3 separate regions of the Homo sapiens genome follow, and all the other regions are linked to region 1. A link is a contact called in ENCODE Hi-C data. All regions are on one chromosome and are shown on one strand. Each heading gives the region's core, a stretch centred on a gene start or an enhancer-like site at or near the end of the contact. The rest is flanking DNA. Distances are from core to core; before and after follow the strand shown. Region 1 overlaps SLC24A3 (solute carrier family 24 member 3). Region 2 holds the start of DTD1 (D-aminoacyl-tRNA deacylase 1). Region 3 holds the start of POLR3F (RNA polymerase III subunit F).

Region 1 (3,546 bases), core at 712-3,211:
TTTTCATTAAAATAACTAATCTGAAATAATCTGGAAATGATTGTATCTTGCCCTTTCTGTGATAGAGAAGAAATCTCAGAGGTCATGTGGAAGTCTGTCCATCACCGGCAGCTGGCTGACCTCCAAGGCCCTGCCCCTCTGACCCATCACCCTCCCCTCCTGCACCCATTTTTCATGGGAATTAACCTCTTCTCTCTCCAATTTAGAAACTTGGGGTTCTTATTTTTTTATTTCAATGGCTTTTGAGGTACGTGTGGTTTTTGGTTACATGGATGAATTATATAGTGGTGAAGTCTGAAATTTTAGCATTCCCTTCACCGGAGTAGTGTACATTATACCCAATATGTAGTTTTTGTATCCCTTGCCCCTCCTCCCACCCCCCCACCTTCTAAGTCTCCAAAGTCCATGCCACCACGCTGTATGCCTTTGCATACACATAGCTTAGCTCCCACTTATAAGTGAGAACATACGGTATTTGATTTTCCATTCCTGGGTTACTTCACTTAGAATAATGGCCTCCAGGTCCATCCAAGTTGCTGCAAAAGATATTGTTTCGTTTCTTTTCGTGGCTCAGTAGTATTCCATGGTGTATATAAACCATATTTTCCTTATCCACTCGTTAGCTGATGAATACTCAGGTTAGTTTCATATCTTTGCAACTGTGAATTGTGCTGTGATAAACATACTCACGCAGGTGTCTTTTTGATAGAATGATTTCTTTTCTTCGGGGTAGATACCCAGTAGTGGGATTGCTGGATTGAAGGGTAGATCTACTTTCAGTTCTTTAAGACATTCTCATACTGGAAAACTTGAGGTCCTTCAGCTCGTTGTGCCCTCATTACATTTCAGCCCTCAGGTCTTTCAGCTCATTTTGCCCTCATTACATTTCAGCTCTCTTTCTGGCAAAGTCGGAATAACTATGGTAGCAAGAAGATCCTCACCGAGAATGACTTTGACAGAATTTTAAGATCCTTAAACAAATCGACTATGGTCTTACAAAGGTCGCCTGTTTTGTAATCCCTGCTGTCAACAGGAGGAAGGAAAGTCCTGCTTTAATGACACTGGGTAAACTAGGAGGCCGGTTACACTCTCATTTGCTGCTTGGACAGGGAAGTGCATCCGCTGGCCTGGAGACCCCAGAGAGGAGCCTTTCATCTCTAACAAGGAAAACAACGTGGAAACTGTAGCTATGTGCTTGATTTTGGTTTTCCCTGCCCAGCAAACATAGTCCTTTCAGTTTAACAACCCCCATCTCCTATATCCTCAGTACTTGCCCTTTTTTCTTTCCTGTAGCCTGCCTTCATATATTTATACAACATGATCAGCTCGGCTAAAGCCCTGCCCGTAGGTCATTTTTTCCCTGCCCTTCTGCAACCACAACCTTCATCAATCAAGCCTATAAGACATCCTGAAGTAGGAATTTCTGCTTAACTTTGAAATATAAGTGATACTGGTGCCTAACAGCCAGCTTCCCAGTGTATTCCACTGGATCCCTCTCCTCAGATGAAATCACCATGGCCTTAGCTAAGCCGTCTGCACCCCCACCCAAGAGCTGAAGAAGTGAGAACTACACCCACTCAAGGGAGTTCCCGTGATATTGAGTGGGAAAAGTCTACGGGGGGCTGTTTTCTTTGCAGCAAGGAAGGAAAGAGTTTCAGGTTTCAGTCTCTTGAAAGAAAACGATGATGTTGATTTTCTCCCATTATTTTCACTGCTTAAAATTCTCATGGTGCCAGTGATTACAATACATGCTATGAAGTCTTAGCTTCAGCAATGCAGCCTCTCCTGCTTCATGGTGACAATTTACAGTAAGCAAACCCAGGGGCTGACATGGCGATGTTGAGACAGCCACCTGCCTCCCAGCTCAGCCAGCCTCTTCTCTCCCGCGTATACTAGGGGCTCCTGGCTCTTCCTCCCCTGCTCCTCCATGTTGAGCACTCCATTCCCTTGGCAGCTCTCTGGGTTGTTCTGATATCCAGGGATTCGCCGGCCTGATGTAAGCCCGTCTTGCTTGGAAGAATTCTGGAGCAGACACCAGGAATGAAAAGCCGGTTTCCATGGTACCCAGCCGTTTCTCTGAAGCCTGGAGGAAATGAGTGCTTTTTTCAAATTCATTCCTGTTGAACATTTAGCTCAGCAGCAGAACACGTGGAAACCTCAGGGCGAAGCCAAGGGTATCTTTGGATGAACCACATGTGGGTCAGAGGGCAGAGGCCCCCTGACCAGCTGGTGCTCAGCAGATCTGAGATCCAGCTATCAGTATCACCCTTGGTGGTCTCTGGGCTATCGCAGAGCCTGGCCCCCAAACAGAACCAACAGGGCACAGAGAGAAGAACGCTTACCCAAGGGTTGCTTTCACAAATCTGATGGGGAAGAAGCTGAGTCAGTTCCAAAGCCCACAACAGGAGGTCCGTCAAGTGCAACTCATCGTTGAGGACAGAGTGTTGACCCCAGGACAGAGCACCAGGCAGGACCTGCCCCTGGAACACCACCTTGCCTCAAGACAGCAGCGGCTAAAGCCGCCTTCAGTAGGCTGCCTGCCTTGAGGTGATTCCCTTCCTTCCAGGAGATTTAATAGAACTGCGAAAATGGACTTGAACTGACTTCATTTCAACTTCACTACCTTGGCAGGCTGGACATGGAGGGAGGACTGGAACGTGAGCACCACTTAGTGGTCATTTGCAGGAACTGCGGGTGCAACTTGTTCTAGTCTAGAAAGAAATGATTTCAAGTTTTCTTCTACACTAGTAATACTTATCTAAGGGATGGGGGATGTTGCTTTGATTTCTTTTACTCTCAGCTAGTAGAGCATAAACTACAGAGGGATACGCAACACGTGTCTTAAATGTATTGAATAACATGAAATCTTTAAGGAATAACAAATTCATTTCCTAACCTTCAGCAAACTCAAGTGAAAGGAACCTCATCCTTGCCGTTTGTAGAGTTTTCTGAGGGAGCGATTCAAATGCTCCATCAAGATGGTCCAGCAAGGTACCCTCCCGATGGAACGTTCTGCAAACAGCGCCAGTCCTAATTTCCAGTCTTCGGAAGAGGCGATGACCAGCTGCTTGTTCTCCAAATAACAGCACTGAATGTTCACAGGCAGTTGATAGCTCATCTCCACCTTCTTTCTCATGATGAGGAAGCCCTGCTTCTGTTTAGAGTTTTTTTAGAGACAGGGTCTTGCTGTCTCCCCAAGGCTGGAATGCAGTGGCCAGATCATAGCTCACTGCAGCCTCAAACTCATGGCTCAAGTGATTCTCCCACCTTGATCTCCCAAGGTGCTAGGATTGCAGGCATGAGCCACTGTGCCAAGCCAATTTAGATTTTCTCAGAGTCCTGATTTCTAGTCCCTTTTGTTCATTTCATTGTTCTTTTCTGAGTCCTCTCATTCCTCCACACAGTCCTCTCAAAGGAGAAGGATAAACCCGAATGATATTTGCCATCAGCCACAGGGTAGAGAAGCCCTGACTTTGTGGAGGCCTCCTCCTCCACCTCCTCCTCCTCCTCCTCCTCCTCCGCCTTCTCATCCTCCTCCACTTCCTC
Region 2 (4,051 bases), core at 853-3,352, 1.1 Mb before region 1:
GGAGTTTTCCAGGGGCTCCGTGACATATAGTGACTTCATTGCTCTGATATTCATATGTAGGGGATTTATTATTGCTATTTTTAAATGCATTGATAAATCCATGTTAACTATTTCTCTTAGTTAAAAACAGTAAACATTTTTAGATATAATCCACCTAAACAAAAGCTATACTTTGTGCCCAATAATTTTTAAGAATGTAAAGGGATCCTGTGATCAAAATATTGAGACCTGCTGATTTTTCAAAAACTCAAATTTTACCAGTTGTTCCAATAATAAGCTTTTCCTTTTCTTGATTTTTCTGGCCAGGATACCACCCAGGTTAATTTAGTTTTCCTGTCTTTTTTTTTTTTTTTTTTTTTTTTGAGACAGAGTCTTGCTTTGTCACCCAGGCTGGAGTGCAGTGGCACGATATCGGCTCACCGTAACCTCCGCCTCCCGGGTTCAAGCAATTTTCTTGCCTCAGCCTCCCGAGTAGCTGGGATTACAGGCATGCGCTGCCATGCCTGGCTAATTTTTGTATTTTTAGTAGAGACGGGGTTTCACCATGTTGGCCAGGCAGGCCTCGAACTCCTGACCTCCAATGATCCGCCCACCTTGACCTCCCAAAGTGCTGGGATTACAGGTAGTTTTCCTGTCTTTTAAAAAGTCCACGGCTGGGCGCAGTGGCTCATGCCTGTAATCCCAGCACTTTGGGAGGCCAAAGCGGGCAGATCACCTGAGGTCGGGAGTTCGAGACCAGCCTGACCAACATGGAGAAATCTCATCTTTAATAAAAATACAAAATTAGCCGGGCGTGGCGGCGCATGCTTGTAATCCCAGCTACTCAGGAGGTTGAGGCAGAAGAATTGCTTGAACCCAGGAGGCAGAAGTTGTGGATAGCCAAGATCACACCATTGCACTTCAGCCTGGGCCACAAGAGCAAAACTGCATCTCAAAAAAAAAAAAAAAAAAAATCCTCCTTAATTCTCGGAATCCTACCTGGTTATTTTGTAGAATGTTCCTCAATTTATTTTTGTCCTATGTTTCATCATGATTGGATTCAGGTTATACATTATTTGGCAGAAATACCACAAGATTGATGTTGTGTCCTTCCCAGTGCAATATCAGGAGGCACATGATGTCTTGTTACTGGTTATGTTAACTTTGACAACGTTATTAAGGCAATTTAGTATTCAGTATTTAACAAACAAGCACACTAGTTTGTAGTCTTTTCTGGGCAAGTGAGGGTTTCTTCTCAATTTCAGTGCCTTTTCTACGCCCACCAATGCTATTAGTCACCTTTAAGGTGAAGACTGCTGAGATGGAATTATTTTTAGCAATGATAATAATTTGTTGGGGTAATAGTTGTACAGCCCTTTGCTGCCATCTAAGCACTTTTACGTGGTTTGGTTCATTTAAATCTAACAACCCAGTGAGGGGGCCAATTAGTAGCATTTATATTACATGAGAAATTAGAATTCTAGAATCACATACCTATTTATTATCATGACATGGCTAAGTCGAATTAATAGTGAGATAGGTAAATGGCTATTTTAGGCAGCAGATCCTTTTGTATGTGGTATCTGAAAAGCCACTGAGGCAGGAAGACAAGGAAGAAGAATTTGGGAGGATCTGCGTGCAGAGGAGTGGAAGAGGAAAGAGGAATACAATTAGAAATAGGATTCAGGCTGAATTTAAAGGCTTAGTGATGACGGGTTCTTAGGTTCGGGTATGTGGGAGAAAAAAACCAGCATAGAGACTACCTTCGGGGCAGAGTGGGTTCTGGGCACTGGGTAGGGGCTGGGCCCGGGATGGGGGGATCAAAGGGCTCTGGCGGGACCCAGATGTGGATGGGGCAGGGCCGAGCGTGGGGACTGGGCTTTTCAATGACGGGCGGGGTTACGGTTGGGCAGCAGGTGGGCGTGGCAGGCATAGGCGGAGTCAATCTATGAGTGGGTGGGCCTATCGCCAGGCCGAGAGTGGGCGTGGCCGACGTGGGGTGGGTAGCAGCCGACCGAGTCGGACCGGCCAGTTGGGCGCGCTTCCGGGTGTCACCTCCAGAGGGCGCCGGCTGCGGAGCCGCCCTCAGAGTCGCGAGGCCGGACGCAGCGCGGCGCCGCCCCACTCGCCCCAGCCGCCGCCATGAAGGCCGTGGTGCAGCGCGTCACCCGGGCCAGCGTCACAGGTCAGTCGGGCGGGGCCGGGCCCGGGAGGAGCCGCCCCTGACCCCCGCGACCGGCTGTCTTGCGTGGGGGGTCTTCCTGCGCCATCCTTGGGGCCGCTGCGGCCCCTCCGCGAGCCTGGTCCCCTTCGCGAGCTCGGTCCGCGCAGCCGCGAGTCCCCAGGGCCGGCTTCGGGGCAGCGCGGCGGCCGGAGAGCCCCCTGCACGTGCCCGACCGGCCCCGGCGCGCCCCTGGCTTCCGGCTCTCGGCAGAGGGTGCAGGACCAGCGCGCCTCATTCTCAGCACCTTTGTCCTGCGTGCGGGATGGCGGAGCCTCGGAGCATCTCCGTGGTCCGCTCTTCAGGGAGTGTTGATGAACCACGCTTAGAGCATTTCCGGAGCAGGCACTCCTCCCTTTTCACTGCTGTATTTTAAATGTTCAATTTTTGCCCATTTTTACGTATTCCAATTTTTATGGGGCTTGACTCAGGATGAAATGCACAGATGCGGAGAGTTGCTCCTTGGGCTGAGCTTTGACAGTTGCGTGCACGTACGTGACTGGAGCCTAGGCTGGATGAGGGGCGCCCCCTGCCCAGGACGCCCCTCGCCCTCGCCCGCTGAACTCTGCGCGGAGGGGTCGGGATCTAAAGAATTCAAGATGAAAACATTTCTCTTTTTCTTGTGGACCAAGCTACCCGACCCCTGGTCATCACTCAGCACTTTCGTCTCGGTTGGGCATCAGAGGTCCAGATGATTAGTGTAGATAAAGTAGTCGTTTTAAGAAAACCACGGTACGAAAGATATTTTTTAAAAAACATTTAAATGACAAGCTTTATATTGTCTTTAGTCTTTTCTGTCTTTATTGGCACAACTATATTGTTTCAGTTCAAATAATTTCAGATATCCTGTCCTTGGAGCCAGTCTGCACCAAATATGCGTTCTTGTGTCCACAAAAGTATGAATTAAAAACAAAACAGGCCGGGGGCTGTGGCTCACACCTGTAATCCCAGCTCTTTGGGAGGCCAAGGCGGGCAGATCACCTGAGGCCAGGAGTTCGAGACCAGCCTGGCCAACATAGAGAAACCCTATCTCTACTACAAATACAAAAATTAGCCGGGAGCGGTGGTTGGTGCCTATAATCCCAGCTACTCGGGAGGCTGAGGTAGGAGAATCGCTTGAACCCGGGAGGCAGAGGTTGCAGTGAGCCGAGATTGTGCCAGTAACCTCCAGCCTGGGCGACAGAGCGAGACTCTGTCTCAAAAAACAACAAACAAACAAAACCCCAAAACAAAAAACAAAACAAAACAAAAACAACAAAAAACCCTAAAGAAACAACCAAACCCACCAAAACCGTATATTTAAATCTAAGAGTCTATTTTTCAACCCCGCCTAATGATTTCTAAGCTGTTCTGGTAGCTTTGGTTTTGGAAATGGTCCTGGAATAATAGGGAATAGAGTAGCACTGGGATTTAGGAATTTTAAAGCTTTTATAACATTTCTGTAGATATTTAAATTCATGAAAACTGGGAAAATTCATAGATGAAAGATGTTTTGCATTATTGAGAAGAACCTTGCAGTCTGCTGCTGTGTGTGGTCGTCACTGACAGATTTAAATTTTGATCTCTCTCCTGAACTCTCCATCCTGCTAATCTGGAATATTGAAAATGTGTATTCTGTGAGATGTGCTGAATAAGAGTTTGGGTTATTTTGGTTCACTATTTAAGTTATATGCTTTCAGTTAAAACAACCAAACCTGCATATTAAAAAAGATAAGGGTGTTAATTATGGGAAAGTGTAAATAATTCGGGAATTCTGGGTTGGGGAACTGTGGAATTCTGTTAGAAGGGCCCTCCACTTATGCAGGCCTTCTAGTTGCATTGTAATGGAAAGGGATTTTCTGATTCCTTTAA
Region 3 (3,987 bases), core at 1,348-3,847, 1.2 Mb before region 1:
AACCTCCTGAGTTGCTAGGATTACAGGTGCCCACCACCATGTCTGGCTAATTTTTGTATTTTTAGTAAGACAGAGTTTTGCCATGTTGGCCAGGCTGGTCTTGAACTCCTGACCTCAAGTGATCCACCTGCCTCGGCCTGCCAAAGTTCTGGGATTACTGGTGTGAACCACCGCACCCGGCCAGCACCGGGACATCTTACCTTGGCTAAGGTAAGTCAAGACATTGCTGAAACTATACAAATGAAAGGTTGGTCAAAGCTAACCATTTTAATCTAAATGTATACCACTCTATAAACCATCAATGTACAGCACTGTTTCAAATTTTAGAAGTTTTACAAATTTCCCAAAAAGCTGAGCAAAGAGTGAGAAAGCAGGCAAAGAGATAAACCAGCAACCAGATAACACAAGAAATATGACAATGTTATTTTAAACAATTTCAAACATATGTGATTCTTACCTGATTTCATTTCCAAAAGCGTATTGTTATCAATTTCATGGTTAGCTTTTCCAGGCTGAGGCACTCGTAATGGTATGATCTGAGGGACACACACTGAACCAGCAGTCATTTTCTCTCTCTCTCTCTCTCTCTATATATATATACATATAAATTCCAATGTACACAAAAGCTGAAGAGCAGCACTTAATTTAAATGCAGCAAAACTAGTTAAAACGAGAGAATACTGTTAACATGGCACTACAAATATTATTCCCTTTTTAATTGAAATAATAATTACATTTCATCTGTATTTGCTGTTGAGGTCTTGTGTGGGGTTTTGATTATCTAAATACCTCACTTCTGCGAAAGGAGCATGAATGAATGAGATGGGGAAAAGAAAGAAGTTACTTTAAAAGGACAAATTAAATGAGTAAGGCAAAACAGAGACTATCACTAACGCTCTGACTTGAGTTCCCTGTAAATCATTATCGCCTTTTCCTGCCTCTGGTGTGTGTCAGCTCTCTTGGCTTCAGGGCAAGTCATCATACAAGGGGAACAGAAGTAATTCTGTGTGTACCACAAAATGTTAGTTAGAGCTAACTTTTTTGGGAAAGCTCCGGGTTCACAGCCTTGCCATTATCACCAGAGCAGTTCTAGTATTTGAAAGCTGCAAAGACACTTTAGAAGGACTGCAGAGTACTACTTCTCAGTGGAAAGGAAGTTTGCAAGAATATAAACAGTGACCAATAAACACAAGCCTCCCGTTTCATCTACTGTATTTATAAATCCTGGTATTAATAATTAACTACCAGTATGAAAGCCTTACTGGTCTTTTTGGAGGTGAGGGTGGGGAGGAAGGTTGTCATAATTAATGCACAGAAGGTTTCAGGGGGAAAAAACGCTCACCTTAACACAACAACCATTTACATCTCTGTATTGCCTTTTCAAATTTCATTAATAATCCATAGATTTTGCCCAATTATAATCTACATATTCATTCCATTTTTATAGTCTACTTCTTGCATTCTCACTGTATTATTTAGTTTTCCCTGTACTTATTTATCCATTTGTGGCTGGGCATTTAGGCTATTTCTAGTTTCTTTTTAGTTTTGCCTGTTGCAGTTCTAATAATGCTGATCTGAACATGTCTGCAGTTTGAGCTTTGTCACAGACTGTATTCTCAAAAATGGGGTACCTAAATTTAAGGGGTGAACTTAATGCCTTGTTGGATAGTTCCGGATCTAGGGCCAAGAATATAAACTACAGATACTGACAGCACAACAATAGCTCCTACGGGAGTGTGGCTGGACTTGAGACTTGCCCATAGTCGCATTTCCATTTAAGTGAAAGGCAGATAAAATAAAAGTAGTTGAAAAATTCTAAATAAAAAATATGTAGGAGAGGAAGTAATTCGCGAGCGTCAACTAGCAGCTGCCCTTAGGAAGCTGGGGTGGCCAGTGGGCCCCACGCAAAGGGAATCAAGAAAAAAGGCGGATCCGCCAGGCCCAAATGGCAACGTGCAGTCAACAGGATCCCCAGACCCCTCAACTCTCCCAACGTGGACCGCCCCCTCGCAGCCCGGATCCGGAATCCCGTTTGGTTGTTCCCGCCCATCAGGGGCTGCCAAGGACACCTGCATCCTTTCGGCTGGAGTAAGGGAAGCTCTTCCCCTCCTCTAGCCGCCCTCCTCTTCCTCTAACCGCGGGGCCCGGGATCGGGACCCCTAATGCATCTCTGCCGCGCCCAACCCAGTCGCCAGCCTCTCACCGCCTCTTGCCTCCTCCTTCGCCGCCGCCCGGGTTACCACAGACGCGGCGAGCCGCGCCCCGCCCACTGGGTGCTGGGCAGATGATTGGTGGAGACTCAGCTTCTTAGCAACTAGACCGGCCCCTGCCGCTCCGCAGGGAGCCTGGTACCCGCCTGGAGTTCCTTTCCCAGTGCTTTCCCATAGGCATCTAAGAATATTCCTTCACAGAGTTGCCAAGTGCTAAAAGTTGGTTTCCCAACTCAGAATGAAGGAACCAGGCTTGTGCGTCCGATGGGCATTGACATTCTGGAAAACAAGAATAAGAAGCTGTAGCGGCGCCTGTAAGTGGGCCGGAGCAGGCGCAGCTTGGCCACCTCCCGCCGAAAGGCAAGGAAGGACCGGCTGCGACACGAGGAAGAAGGCCCCTCGGCCTCAGCAGAGCGCTATCCTCCACTGGTTCCCCGGGTTCCCCGGCTTGCTACCGGGCTGCTCCGTGCATCTTTCCCCCCAGGCGTCAGGAACTGCGCCCTCATGGCGGAGGTGAAGGTGAAGGTGCAGCCGCCTGACGCGGATCCGGTCGAAATAGAAAACAGGTAAACCAGTGAGGCTCCGGCTTGGCACTCCATCAGGCGCCCAGTCATTTGGGCAGCTGGACCCCTTCTCCGGGATCCCTTGGGAGTGGCCGGAGCGGGTTAGGTGAGCACGCGGGAAAAACGATTGCGGGGTTCTGGACCCACTTGTTCCTTCCCATCCTGGGAGAGCAGAACTCAAGAAGTTCAAAATGGGTTTGACAGCTTGCAACTTTGTGTAGCTGGCTGGCTTTGCCCTGATACTTTTGGGGAAGTTGTGATGACGTGCTGCCTTCCTACTTTGACGCGATCAGTGCTTTGAGAGGAGCCCTCGGCTTTCTTTCCCTGTAGAACACTTGTGAATACATGTTCTGATCCAGGATCGCTCTTGTCACTAAGGGAACGTCTATGACAAAACGTTTAGGCGGAGTTAGGGCGCAGTTGGTGATTACGAAGTAACATTAAGCCAGGTGGTTTCAGTGCAGTATTGAACTCAAGACTTTTAGGACACCCAAAGCCTCTGCCACTTTTATTTTTATTTGTTTGTTTGTGAGACAGAGTCTCGCTCTGTCGCCAGGCTGGAGTGCAGTGGCGCGATCTCGGTTCACTGCAATCTCCGCCTCCCGGGTTCAAGCGATTCCCCTGCCTTAGCCTCCCGAGTAGCTGGGACTACAGGCTCGCGCCACCACGCCCAGCTAATTTTTTATGTTTTAGTAGAGACGGGGTTTCACCATGTTGTCTGGGATGGTCTCGATCTCCTGACCTCGTGATCCGCCCGCCTCGGCCTCCCAAAGTGCTGGGATTACAGGCGTGAGCCACCGCGCCCGGCCCAGTTTTATATTTTACCGAGGCACTGCCACTCTTAGATTTTCACGTAGTTTTAAAAGACTCAACTTTCTCAGACTGTTAGGAATAATACATTTGTTGATGTCGACTAGGTGAAGATTTTGACTTTTTTTGTTTGGTAGGTATAATTCCAAAAACAGGCCCCATTATGGTGAATTGTCATAACAAATTTTGGCTTCCTACCAGAAACATCTGCATTTGCCTCCTGCTTGCAGATTTATGGCTTAACTTTGTCATGCTTATTACACCCGAGAAAACTGAAGTCTCAGCTTTAATATTTTTTCTGTGATTTCATTAGACTTTTGCTCTAATTTAAAGTTCTTATTAGTGAGGAAAAGAAATATTCTTAAATAACAATAATACTGTAAACATGTATTTAGAAATCATCT

Evidence for each region. A loop is a pair of places that touch in the nucleus more often than their neighbours do. Pooled maps may share reads with other maps.
Region 2: a loop to region 1 is called in a map of heart right ventricle, with 6 times the contacts of the local background. The contact joins the promoter of DTD1 here to the enhancer-like site in region 1. A Hi-C loop is called at or near these places in 2 of 168 maps with a recorded cell type or tissue (chondrocyte and heart right ventricle), 1 of 37 single-sample maps with no recorded cell type and 7 of 50 pooled maps.
Region 3: a loop to region 1 is called in a pooled map, with 6 times the contacts of the local background. The contact joins the promoter of POLR3F here to the enhancer-like site in region 1. A Hi-C loop is called at or near these places in 3 of 50 pooled maps.

Annotation. Positions count from the first base shown.
Region 1 is chr20:19,659,915-19,663,460 of GRCh38, forward strand. All of the region lies in intron 7 of SLC24A3 (solute carrier family 24 member 3), which reads left to right. Among named protein-coding and RNA genes, the nearest start is that of RIN2, 97 kb to the right of the region's middle. Within about 2 kb of position 1,962, at least 4 of the 41 ENCODE cell types and tissues checked have a DNase peak (open chromatin) inside an H3K27ac peak, as active enhancers do.
Region 2 is chr20:18,585,952-18,590,002 of GRCh38, forward strand. It overlaps DTD1 (D-aminoacyl-tRNA deacylase 1), which reads left to right and starts at 2,103. Exons shown (of 6, transcript NM_080820.6): 1 at 2,103-2,164. The coding sequence starts at 2,122. It overlaps LOC124904878 (a long non-coding RNA gene), which reads right to left and starts at 1,514. Exons shown (of 3, transcript XR_007067547.1): 1 at 1,474-1,514. RefSeq lists a silencer at 1,930-2,469 and enhancers at 2,240-2,739, 2,580-2,639.
Region 3 is chr20:18,464,793-18,468,779 of GRCh38, forward strand. It overlaps POLR3F (RNA polymerase III subunit F), which reads left to right and starts at 2,598. Exons shown (of 9, transcript NM_006466.4): 1 at 2,598-2,776. The coding sequence starts at 2,715. DZANK1 (double zinc ribbon and ankyrin repeat domains 1) reads right to left here and starts at 2,238. Exons shown (of 21, transcript NM_001367614.1): 1 at 2,204-2,238; 2 at 458-585. The coding sequence starts at 566. RefSeq lists enhancers at 2,118-2,736, 2,359-2,678.